Linked DNA regions of Homo sapiens: region 2 is linked to region 1. A link is an interaction called in ENCODE POLR2A ChIA-PET data of the cell type or tissue named here. Cell type or tissue: IMR-90. All regions are shown on one strand. Each heading gives the region's core, and the rest is flanking DNA. Links, peaks and the distances in the headings are about the cores only.

Region 1 (5,388 bases), core at 144-5,143:
AGTTTGTTTTTCATAATTTCAACTTTTATTTTAGATTCAAGGGGTACATGTCAGGTTTGTTACATGAGTGTATTGTGTGACACTGAGGTTTGGGGTATGAATGACCTTGTCACCCAGTTAGTGAGAGTAGCACCCAATAGGTAGTGTCTTCAGCCCATGCTGGCCTCCCATTCTCCCCCATGTAAGACACTCTCCCCAGTGTCTATTGTTCATGTCTTTATGTTCATGTGTACACCCCTGCCCCCCTTTTTTTTGGAGATAGGGTCTCTCTATGTTGCTTAGGCCAGTTTCAAACTCTTGGGTTCAAGGAATTCTCCCATCTTAGCCTCCCGAGTAGCTGGAACTAGGGGCATGTGACACTGCACCTGACATCCAAAGTGTATTGAATAGAATTGTTTAAAAGTCCGGATAAGCCAGATAAGCACTTGGATTGAAATGTGTTAGCTCTATGGAACAGGTTGGAGGTATGGAATGGTATACTCGCTGAGGATGGGACCTTTGGAATCAATACTACTGTATTCAAATTCTATAATAGTTTTGTCACTTAGTGAGATTTGAATCTCTCTTGCCTACTTCTATAATCTGTAAAATGAGTACAATAATGCCTGCCACACAGTTAATTAAAAAATCAGAATATGGGCCAGGGGCGGTGGCTCACGCCTGTAATCCCAGAACTTTGGGAGGTCGAGGCAGGCAGATCAGGAGGTCAGGAGTTTGAGACCAGCCTGGCCAATATGGTGAAACCCCATCTCTACTAAAAATACAAAAATTAGCTGGGCATGGTGGTGCGCACCTGTAGTCCCAGCTACTCAGGAGGCTGAGGCAGAAGAATCGCTTGAACCCGGGAGGCAGAGGTTGCAGTGAGCCGAGATCACACCACTGCACTCCAGCCTGGGTAACAGAGCGAGACTCCGTTCCACCCCCTCCCCACCTAAAAAAATCAGAATATGTCAACAAAACTCTCTGCAGATATTAAACAATAAATAAATAGTTTCCATTATTAGTAGGCCATGTGTTTCTGAAGTTCATCTTTGTTATAATACTGTAGTGTGATTTCGGTCTGAATGTTTTGTTTTGTAATTTTCCCTAGTGTATCCCTGGTTTGTAGGTGCTGAGATCTGACCTTATCCTCTCTGACATGGAGCCCCACAGGGGCCATTTAAAATGAGAATACAATTGATATTTTAAAATCCAGGCTTTTTCACTATCTTCTTCCCTTTTAATCCACTTCTTTCCCTGCTTTCTTCCTATTGCAAGACTTTTATCATAATATTTGAAGTTGAGGACAGGAGAGTGAATAGATGACCACGTGTTCATATCCAAACTTTGTTCCAGATATTGGATTAGGCTTGTGTCCTAGGAGCTTTAACAGGAGAATCTCTGGTGTGAAAGTTGTCAGAATCAAAATAGAGTCACTTGTGTTAAAAATAACTGACAAATACAACTGGAGAAGCCCATGAAGACAGAGTTCTCATGCATAAATGCTTGACAACAAAAACTATCACAAAAGACTGCAAAAAACACAACACTGCACAAAAGCCATTACAACCTTACATACACACACAAATATTTCTGTGTGAGGACATCTGCTCAGCAACTGCCTGTCCAACCTTGGACTAGTGTCACCTTTGTTATTGATTCTTGTAGCCAAGGATAATTATCTCAAAAGCAATTATGTAACCCTCTTCATTTTTCCTTTACAAACCTTTGTCTTCCATTACCTCCCTAATATACACATAGCTGACTATGGTGCACACATTCCCATTGAAAGGCCCTATTCCTAAATACTTTTGTGTGTGTGTATACATATATACATACATACATACATATATATATAATATATGTATATTTATTTAGAATTCCTCTCTGTTATTTATATTGACAATGGCATAGTATTTAGAGAAGAAGTTGATATAGAAAACTAGGTAGACAGTTGAACCAGAATATCAATTCAAAGGCAATCGGCATAGGAGCAGAATTATCTGAAGTAACATGATAAAAACTGGGAAAGGCAGAGCTGAGAAATAAGGTTAAAGGAGAACAGAATTGTGTGTCTGGAGAGATTCTCTAATCCATGGGTCAAAATCACAGGAAGGTAGCATGGAATAGTGGAAAGGGCAGAGGCTTTGAGACCAAACAGGGTGTATGATCCTGAAGCAACCAGTCTCACCCTTTTGAACCCCATTTGCTACATCTATAAAATGAGGACACTAGTGATCACCTTATTGGTTTGTTCTGATGGTTGAGGAGGAAAATGTGCCTAAAGCATCCAGTGCTTCCCAAGTACCCAACCTTCAACTTTGACTGTGGGAAAGGAGGGAACCATTAGGTAGCTAAACCCAACAGAGCTCAGGGTGAAAGCAGGCTTTTCATCTGCATAGTCTCTGGTCATTTCTTTTGACTCATGTTTGTTTTCAAGAGATAAAATGAAAAATCAGATGAAGCATTGTCAATGTTTTTTTTAATTTCTTTTTTTTCTTTTTATTATTATTATACTTTAAGTTTTAGGATACATGTGCACAACGTGTAGGTTTGTTACATATGTATACATATGCCATGTTGGTGTGCTGCATTGTTAATGTTTAAGACAAAAGGTGTCAACGAGTTTAGAATTTGCATTTGTTAATAACCACTAAGAGAAGAATTGGTTCTGATTGGGTGCTGCAGATCTCATTCTCTGATCCAATTCCTGGTTCTAATTGAGGTCAGAAAAATGGCAACTATGGGGCTGTAGAGAAAACATTGCCTCGGGATACACCTGCTCTTTCCTTAGAGGCCTTGTGTCCACTTTTTCTGATGCAGTGAGAAACTCTAGTTTGTCTATTTTGAAGAAACCACAAAGTTTGCAATACTCACATTCCCTTCATGTGCAGGAATGACCACAGACACTTAGTCATGAGTATTTAATCAAAGCACACGGAACACATGTTGAGAATACGGTTGAGTAATTTGGATATATAAATAATTGGCAATACTTGTATAAAATAGCATTATATGAATGATAATGTAAAATTCAGTTGTTACTGATTTTATTTAATGGCGTATATCTCCTTTCTTGGAAATAAATTCAATTTGCTTCAACCTAATTGAGGACACTTCATTGCTGTGCTTAATTCTTGACTTACTTTAGTACTCAGCTAGGTGCATGCTGAAAAAGGCAAAATAAAACTGATAATAAACAGTAACTGCACTGTCTATACATGTGCATAAAGCAGAAATGTCTTACTGCTTTTTCATTAGTCACTCATCTTTTTAACTGTAGGAAATACTGAGGACTACATGTAGAAAGAGGAAGTAGATATTGATAACTCAGAAATGATCCCAATTCTTGAGAAACAAATGTTTGCTTGCTTGTTTCTTGCTTGTATTTTTAGAGGCATTTGCCAGACTATTAACTGGGGTCTTTATAGGAAGGGTTTCATATGAGAGAAACAATAAAATGGGAACAGTTAATGATCAAAATTCAGCAGAGTTCTTTTAATTTATTCTTTTTCATTGAGTCCTACAGAAGGCATGATAGTGAATCAAGGGAAAAATATTTTTAAAATGTGTTCCTCACACCTTTTCCTTAACAAATGGTTGTTTTGGCTATTTTTGCACCTTGACTTTCTTCCCACTCTGCTCTAGTTTCATATGTTTGAGTACTGAAAATCTGTCTGCTTTTTATTGTCTTTCTAGCATGATATAACTCTTCTAAGTCAACATTGTTTTTATCTGAAATAATTTACTTACATAAAAAAATATTTGAGGTAGTTATTAGAATAAACTGCTTTAACCCAATTGTAGAGAGAACCTTAGACTATGAGTCTAAACATCTGTGCTGGAGTTTTGACTCAGCCTCTCATTCTGTGATCTTGGGAAACTGAGTTGTCCTCTTTGAACCTCAGGTTTCATATCCATAAAATAAGATGATGACACTTCATAATGATGATGAGGACTAAATGAGATAATGCACAAAAGCAGAACTGCTTGCAAATCCAATTGTAAAGGTTTTAGATTTTTTTCCTTCCAGAGTGCAGGGATAGTCTCAATAATCTTTTCAATCCTCAGCATGTAGCAGTGAGCAGGTCCACAGTAGGCCCACAAAAATCTGTGTTGAAGGAGTTACTGATATTTTCACAGGGGCTTGTGTTTATTTAAAGGCTTCCTAACCCATCTGTGAGCTCCTTAGGGCCCAAGGTTGAACTTGGATATTCCTTCCAAATCCTGACTCTGTGCCTGGCATATAGACAACAGTTGCCTCCTAAGAATTCCAGAATGAGCTGGGCGTGGTGACTCATGCCTGTAATCCCAGCACTTTGGGAGGCCGAGGCAGGCAGATCACGGGGTCAGGAGTTCGAGACCAGTCTGGCCAACATAGTGAAACCCTATCTCTATTAAAAATTAGCCTGGTGTGGTGGTGTGCGCCTTTAATCCCAGCTACTCAGGAGGCTAAGGCAGGAGAATCACGTGAACCTGGGAGGCAGAGGTTGCAGTGAGCCGAGATTGCGCCATTGCACTCCAGGCCGGCGACAGTGTGAGACTCCATCTAAAAAAAAAATAAAAATAAAAAAAAATTTCCAGAATGAAAAATTGTGGCCCATGTTGGCAGCATGCTCTGCTTCTGAGGGAAGTAAAAAAATCTGCTTTATCATATATATTTGGGAATTCTTGTTTGTAGCTTGGTCAGTGAAGAGAGAGGTCTTTAAACTTCTTTAATGACATGGAAACCTAGACAAGCATTCATAATAAAAGAATCATGCATAACGTTGGGAATCATAAATACTCCCAAAGAGATCACAGATGTTCTTCAATAAATTTATAAAACTGTGTCCAGAATAAAACCATATTCTCTAACAGCAGTAATTAGAATTATTAAACACAAACAAAAAAAACAAATAATTGGAAGAGATCATTGATTGTGGATAAACACACTAGTGGCATTTGCCTAGCTGCGTTTTCCACAGTTTTGTAAAAGACATATGAGCCAGGGTCATGGCACAGGAGAAAACTGTGCTGTATTCTTAAACCAAGCCCTGCAGAGGTCACCTAATTAGTTTCTCTGTTGATCTAAAGTCCAGAGCAAGGGGCTAGAGATGCAGATTCTAATTCTTTTTCTGCCAGCAATTTATAAAGTGAAAAAAAGCAAGTCATTAACCCCTGTAGTTTCCCAAACTCTAAATGGGTATTACAATGTTTGCCATATGTATCTCTCAGGGTGGCTGTAAGAATTAAATGAGGAGGAAATATATGAAAGTATTTGGAAAACTAACATAAAACTCTCTTTACCCAGACATTTTGCAATGACTCTGGATACAGCTATTGCCATTTACAAGCTGCTATGTATTCTTTCATAATCTTCGGTTAGGACATTCCAACAACTGACATGCCTTCAACTTCAGTTGCTGC
Region 2 (5,388 bases), core at 225-5,224, 320 kb after region 1:
GTAATTTTATTAAACTGCAGTTTAAATCAGTTGTCTAGCAATAATGGATCAGAGATGCAGCAAGATATTTGAAATGGATGAAGTGAAGGGAACTATTGTTTTATGTGAACATTACGTGCCAGGGTCTGGAACATATTTTATATAAACTCCCCAATTAAAGAGAAAAAATGTGGTTTTCTGTTAAGCTATAGATAGTGCAAGGGTGAATACAGCTCTAATGATGATACTCAGATTTAAAAAGATGCGGCAGTTCTGGAATTTCAGTTTTATGGGGCTTTTTTCTCCCTCAATCTTAGAAGATACAATAGAAGACAAACATATTTGTTCATGTTCATTAAAAGAAAGCCTGACAGTGCTGAAAAGAACAGGTAGTGACTGATTCCAGGAAATATTATCTGTGATACAGTTGTAAAAATTGCAGGGCATCTGTACAAACTACAATTTATAAGCAAACAGAGAAATCATGCTGGGTTCTTTTACTTTCTATTAAGGTCATAAAAGAAAGTAGAAAAAAATAAATTTAGAAGACTTTTTTTAGCAGTGATTAACACAGAGAGGAAACAAAATGAATGTGTAGTTAAGAGCCATTATATTTTTTTGGTGGGGAAGTCAAATTAATAGTTTTTTTTTCCCTAAGAAAAATTTGAACTCTAATGGACTTTTGACTACAAATCACCTATCAGGGGATTTTTTTGAAACTACATATCATTTATCAGGGGGATTTTTTGTATGTGTGTGAAGTGATTGATAGAATGACATTTTTCTATTGTCTGTAGATAAAATATGCCAAAACTATAATTGTTTTCAGAAGTTTGAAGTCATAAAAATGTATTTCAGTAGTGAATTTTTTAAAAGTATATTTAAGCCAGGGAAAAAAGATACGGAAGTGACATTTTCAAAGGGATGGGGGTGTCATTAAAAGTTATTCCATGATAAAGGAAAATTGCATCGGTTTTCTTCTTATAGCAGATTCTCTCGCCTATCATAGTCAGTGTTATAACTGGGTTAGATAAAATGCAGGTAAATTCTTGCTGTCTTCATACTTCAGTTCCAACCAATCTCAGGATTTTTTTTTTACATGTACACTAAATCAGTAGAGTAAAAAACTAACATTAATAAATAACTTGAACTTTCTTTTACTCTTCAAGATTTGAGCCAGCTTTAAAAAATGCACAAGCCAGTCCAAACTTGGTAGATATCCCTTTTATTTCCTTAAGTAAATTTTCTCAACTGCCAAATTGAAAAATTTTAATTTATTAATGCTTGCATGAATAATTCACTCTCAGACACTGAACGATCCCAAACAAACAAGCCAGTTTGTGTATTTAGTTATGTGAACTTTTGAATCCACTGCCTCATAAATCCAGTACTTTATTGAACCTAAAAAAAAAAAAAAAAAGTGCTGACCCCTATTGGCCCCACCATTAATTATCTCCCACTGCAGACATCACATCTTTTCTTTACTCTTCAGGATTGTTTCTTCCTTATTAAACATTTTATATATTTTCCCCTATTATGTCTGTGGTGCTCCTCAGTAGGCATTGGATGGCTTTGGTATAATTTCAGTAATTTTTCCCAGGATATTCTGCTGTACCCGTAAAGATATCAGTTATTTATTTTCTAACATAAATCTATGGGAAGTATTGATATATTCATCTCCACTAATGAGAAGATTGGGCCTCAGGCAGGTTGATACATGGTCAAGATCATTTCAATCCAAAGTGTTGCACCTTTCTTTTTTTTTCTTTGGCCTGTAAGTCATGTTCTTTGCCTCTGATCACTCCTGTGCCCTGTGACTATCCAGCAGACCTGATGATATTTTCCCTGGCTTCCGTCTTACAGATCCCTTCCCTGAGCCTCCAGTCTAAATTGGGTCCTCATTAGACAGTACTGTCTTCATTACCTCATATTTGTATAACAATTTGGGATTGTAAACTTGTGTGATTGATCATATATGTGTCATGTGCTATCCTGTAAAGCTCAGTGAGGGGACGGATTGTATCTATTTCACTTCCACTGCTGCATCACTTGTGTGCACCACAGAAACTAACATACAGCAGGGCACACAGTAAATATCATTGAAAGAGTGTGTTAAAGTGAGATTTAAAACCAAGCCTGTACCATGGAAGTCACAGATGTACTACTGCAGGAGTGGTTGTGGTGTTTTCGTGAACGGTTCCTATACATGGATTCCAAGTCCTGGTGGCTACATATGCACTATCCTGTACCCTATATTCTATATTCTATACTGTCATACTGAAACTAGGTTGAAAGCTCATTGAAAGCAGATCTTACGGTTTCTATTTAGACTAAATGAAACATGTAGTTAGTTGGTTAACCCTTCATAAGTACTTACTAATTGATTGGAAACTGATCTTAACATTTAATTTGTTACAGAGCATACTTTATTTCACTAAAGCCATCTTCCTGACGCTGTTCTCTAGCATGCTTTGTTCTTCTGTTATAATGACTGACGATCATAATCAGGAAAGGGTATGCCTGGTGTTAATGCTTCATTTTTTCCCTTTTATTCACAGGCAGTTGGAGTGATCAAGCTTTCAAATCCCTGAAAACGTGAGCTGTGCTATGTCTGGGGCAGGCTCCATATTTTTATTATGTACCACACAACTCTAAAAGCAATACAGAAATTCAGGGCACTTAGATTGAAAAATGAACACTTTCCACATTTAAAGGAGAAAGACTTACATATTTTTGGAGTTACATACATTCTTCATCCCATTTATGAAATCCAAAACCCACGGTTGGGCATAAAGCAGGAGATTTAATACTCTTCTGCTGGTGGGTTTTGTTGATTTTTACTGCCCCCTCCACCCACCCCTACCTTATCCCACTCCATCCCCTCTGCTCTTTTTGTTCTTCATAGTTTTGTGCTAACTTCAGAGCTGCAAATGTGTCATTGATCACAGATTTATATATATGAGCTAAGAGCAGGAATGCTAAAATAATTTCTTTCTCAGGCCTTAAAGATAAATGATAGGTCAAGATGCTTTACTTCATAGCCAAACATACTAAGGCACAGAGCAACATGGCAGGAATTTGAGTTGTGAGCGCCAGAAGTGCTTGTTCAGCACTAACAAGAAATAGGAGAATAGGATCAGTATAATCTCATATTCTTATTAAATTAAAAAAAGACAGAGAGTAATGCCAAGGTTATGACATGAACTGACAAGACCAAAAAAAAAATCAGTTTTTCTGATGCTTCAGCCTTTGCAAGCATAGGAAAGAATTAAAAAAAAAAAAAAAAAAAGCCCTGTGGCATGAGTTATAGATGAAGTATCTGCCTTTAGCTTGGAATTTCCTGGCATTTTTCAGCCTGTGACACAGACTTGATGTGATTAAACAAAGGCTTTTCTCCAAATTTAAAGCTCTTAAAAAAAAAAGCTGAATCTAATACTCTAACTTGTTTTTAAATGGGAGCAGATGCCTCTGTTTCTTGAGCTGACTTCCAGATTCTGAGAAATAAATGAAGAGTGGAGGCTTGTTTTGGTAGAGGCTGAGAAAAGGAGTTGGCCATATTTGCCCTTCAGAACTTCGTGTCATCCCCCAGCTCCCCAACGGCAGGGCCACATTCTTTCACAGGACGGAGTTGGGGCAGATTATGGCTTCCTCTGGATTGGATTTCCCTTGGCTTCCCTGAGGGCAATCCCCCGAGGAAGCACATCCTGGAGCCAAACTCACCCAATGAACCACAGCAACAGCTCCTAGGAGAATGAAGAGTGTGAATGGAGTAAGTACATGCGTATGGGTGGACGTGGTGGCCAACTTGGATAATCTCTGAGGTTCTTTCTAGGCCTGACATCCTAGGATGCTCTAATAAAGGACGACCCCTGAGATGAGGCAGAACACAAGACCCTGGGCTGGCAGGGGGTTTGGAAATGGCACTGAGCCTTAGCAAAACTCAGTTTTCTACTGAAAAAAAAAAAAAAAACAAAACAACATAGCTCCTTGAAAAATTATTTTTGATTGGAATCTATAGTTATTTATCTATCAATCAGACATGTTCTTTTAAACTTATTATTTATAAGTAAGTACCATCCACAGTTTGGCATGTGTTTACATTGCATGGGTGTGTTTGTGTATGTGTGTGTATTTGCTCAGTATCCTGTTGCAACTCTTTCTAAAGCCTGCCCACTCATGATGTAAGTTTTTTGTTTTTTGTTTTTTGTTTTTTTTAGATGGAGTCTCGCTCTGTCACCAGGCTGGAGTGCAGTGGCACCATCTCAGCTCACTGCAACCTCTGACTCCTGGGTTCAAGCGATTCTCCCACCTCAGCCTCCTGAGTAGCTGGGATTAAAGGCATGCACCACCACGCCCAGCTAATTTTTGTATTTTTAGTAGAGATGGGGTTTTACCAGGTTGGCCAGGATGGTCTCCATCTCCTGAATTTGTGATCTGCCTGCCTCAGCCTCCCAAAGTCCTGGGATTACAGGTGTGAGCCAACTGCTCCCGGCCCATGATGAAAATTTTTACCAGTGAGTTTCTAGACTCTTGACTTCAGAGTCTGTAATGGTTATCATTACATATATTAAGGCACACTTAAACCTTATGTTAAAAAAGCATGAGGAGTTAAAAATTGTTTTGCATTAAGATAAACTTTATTTTTTGTAATTTGTTTCACCACCTCTCACTTTTTTGAATACTTGTAAAGCATTCATTGAATAAAGAAATTATGTACAAAAATGTTACATCAGGAGCTGTAGGGTGCTTTAAGAATTTAAGCACCAAAGATTATATGGTCCTAGACACTTAACACTTTAAACAGAATAGTATTAAGGTTGTGTTAAAAGCTGCTACAATTTATTTAAGGCTGTGCTTTAGTATTTGACCTACAAAAGTATTTGAAAGCCTCTAAAACGTAAAATCTGGAGGTCCATGGAAGAAGCCCGATCCAACAACCCTGCCACAGACAGTTTTGACTCCATTAAATGTTGATGATCTTGAAGAATTAGTCATGGAAAAATAATTTCAATTTCTTCTAGTGGCCTTTTCAAAATGATGAGCCTGGAAGAGTTACAGACTCTGGCCCGAAAGAACCAAAGTTGAAGGTAGAGATGTTTTAAGGATGAGCAGAGCAGAACAACTTAGCAGTGGGATGTTAAAGGCAACATGAATCAAGTAAGTAACTTCCTTTTAATGTTCCCAAAGTGCTTTCCTTGGGACCTGTTAGAGCAATTGCCAGAAAATATTAACTATAACATTTAGCTATGGTCATATCTGTCTCGCCAACGTTCTGTTGGCTCCTCAAGGAAGGGAATATAGTTTATTTCTGCCCCCTCCATGACTATTGTCCCAAAGATGAAAATGCTGATCATTGAAATCATTTTATCAGTCTCTGAACTGACTCTCTGGACTTGAAATTTTTGCTCA

What was found. Peaks named below come from ENCODE experiments on the same cell type or tissue, not always from the same donor. Only the 100,000 strongest peaks of a DNase experiment are listed, where the experiment ranks them.
Region 2: POLR2A ChIA-PET joins it to region 1 with 5 read pairs; 3 of 35 experiments call an interaction of 5 or more read pairs at or near these places.

What each region holds. Positions count from the first base shown.
Region 1 is chr6:113,695,677-113,701,064 of GRCh38, reverse strand. No RefSeq gene overlaps it. Among named protein-coding and RNA genes, the nearest start is that of LINC02541, 48 kb to the right of the region's middle. In IMR-90, for the core only: no CTCF peak of the experiment used is centred there; a DNase peak (open chromatin) is centred at 2,854; H3K27me3 peaks cover 1,898 bases.
Region 2 is chr6:113,374,403-113,379,790 of GRCh38, reverse strand. It overlaps LOC107986637 (a long non-coding RNA gene), which reads left to right and starts at 3,411. Exons shown (of 4, transcript XR_001744312.2): 1 at 3,411-3,748; 2 at 5,001-5,136. In IMR-90, for the core only: no CTCF peak of the experiment used is centred there; a DNase peak (open chromatin) is centred at 3,320; H3K27ac peaks cover 1,478 bases.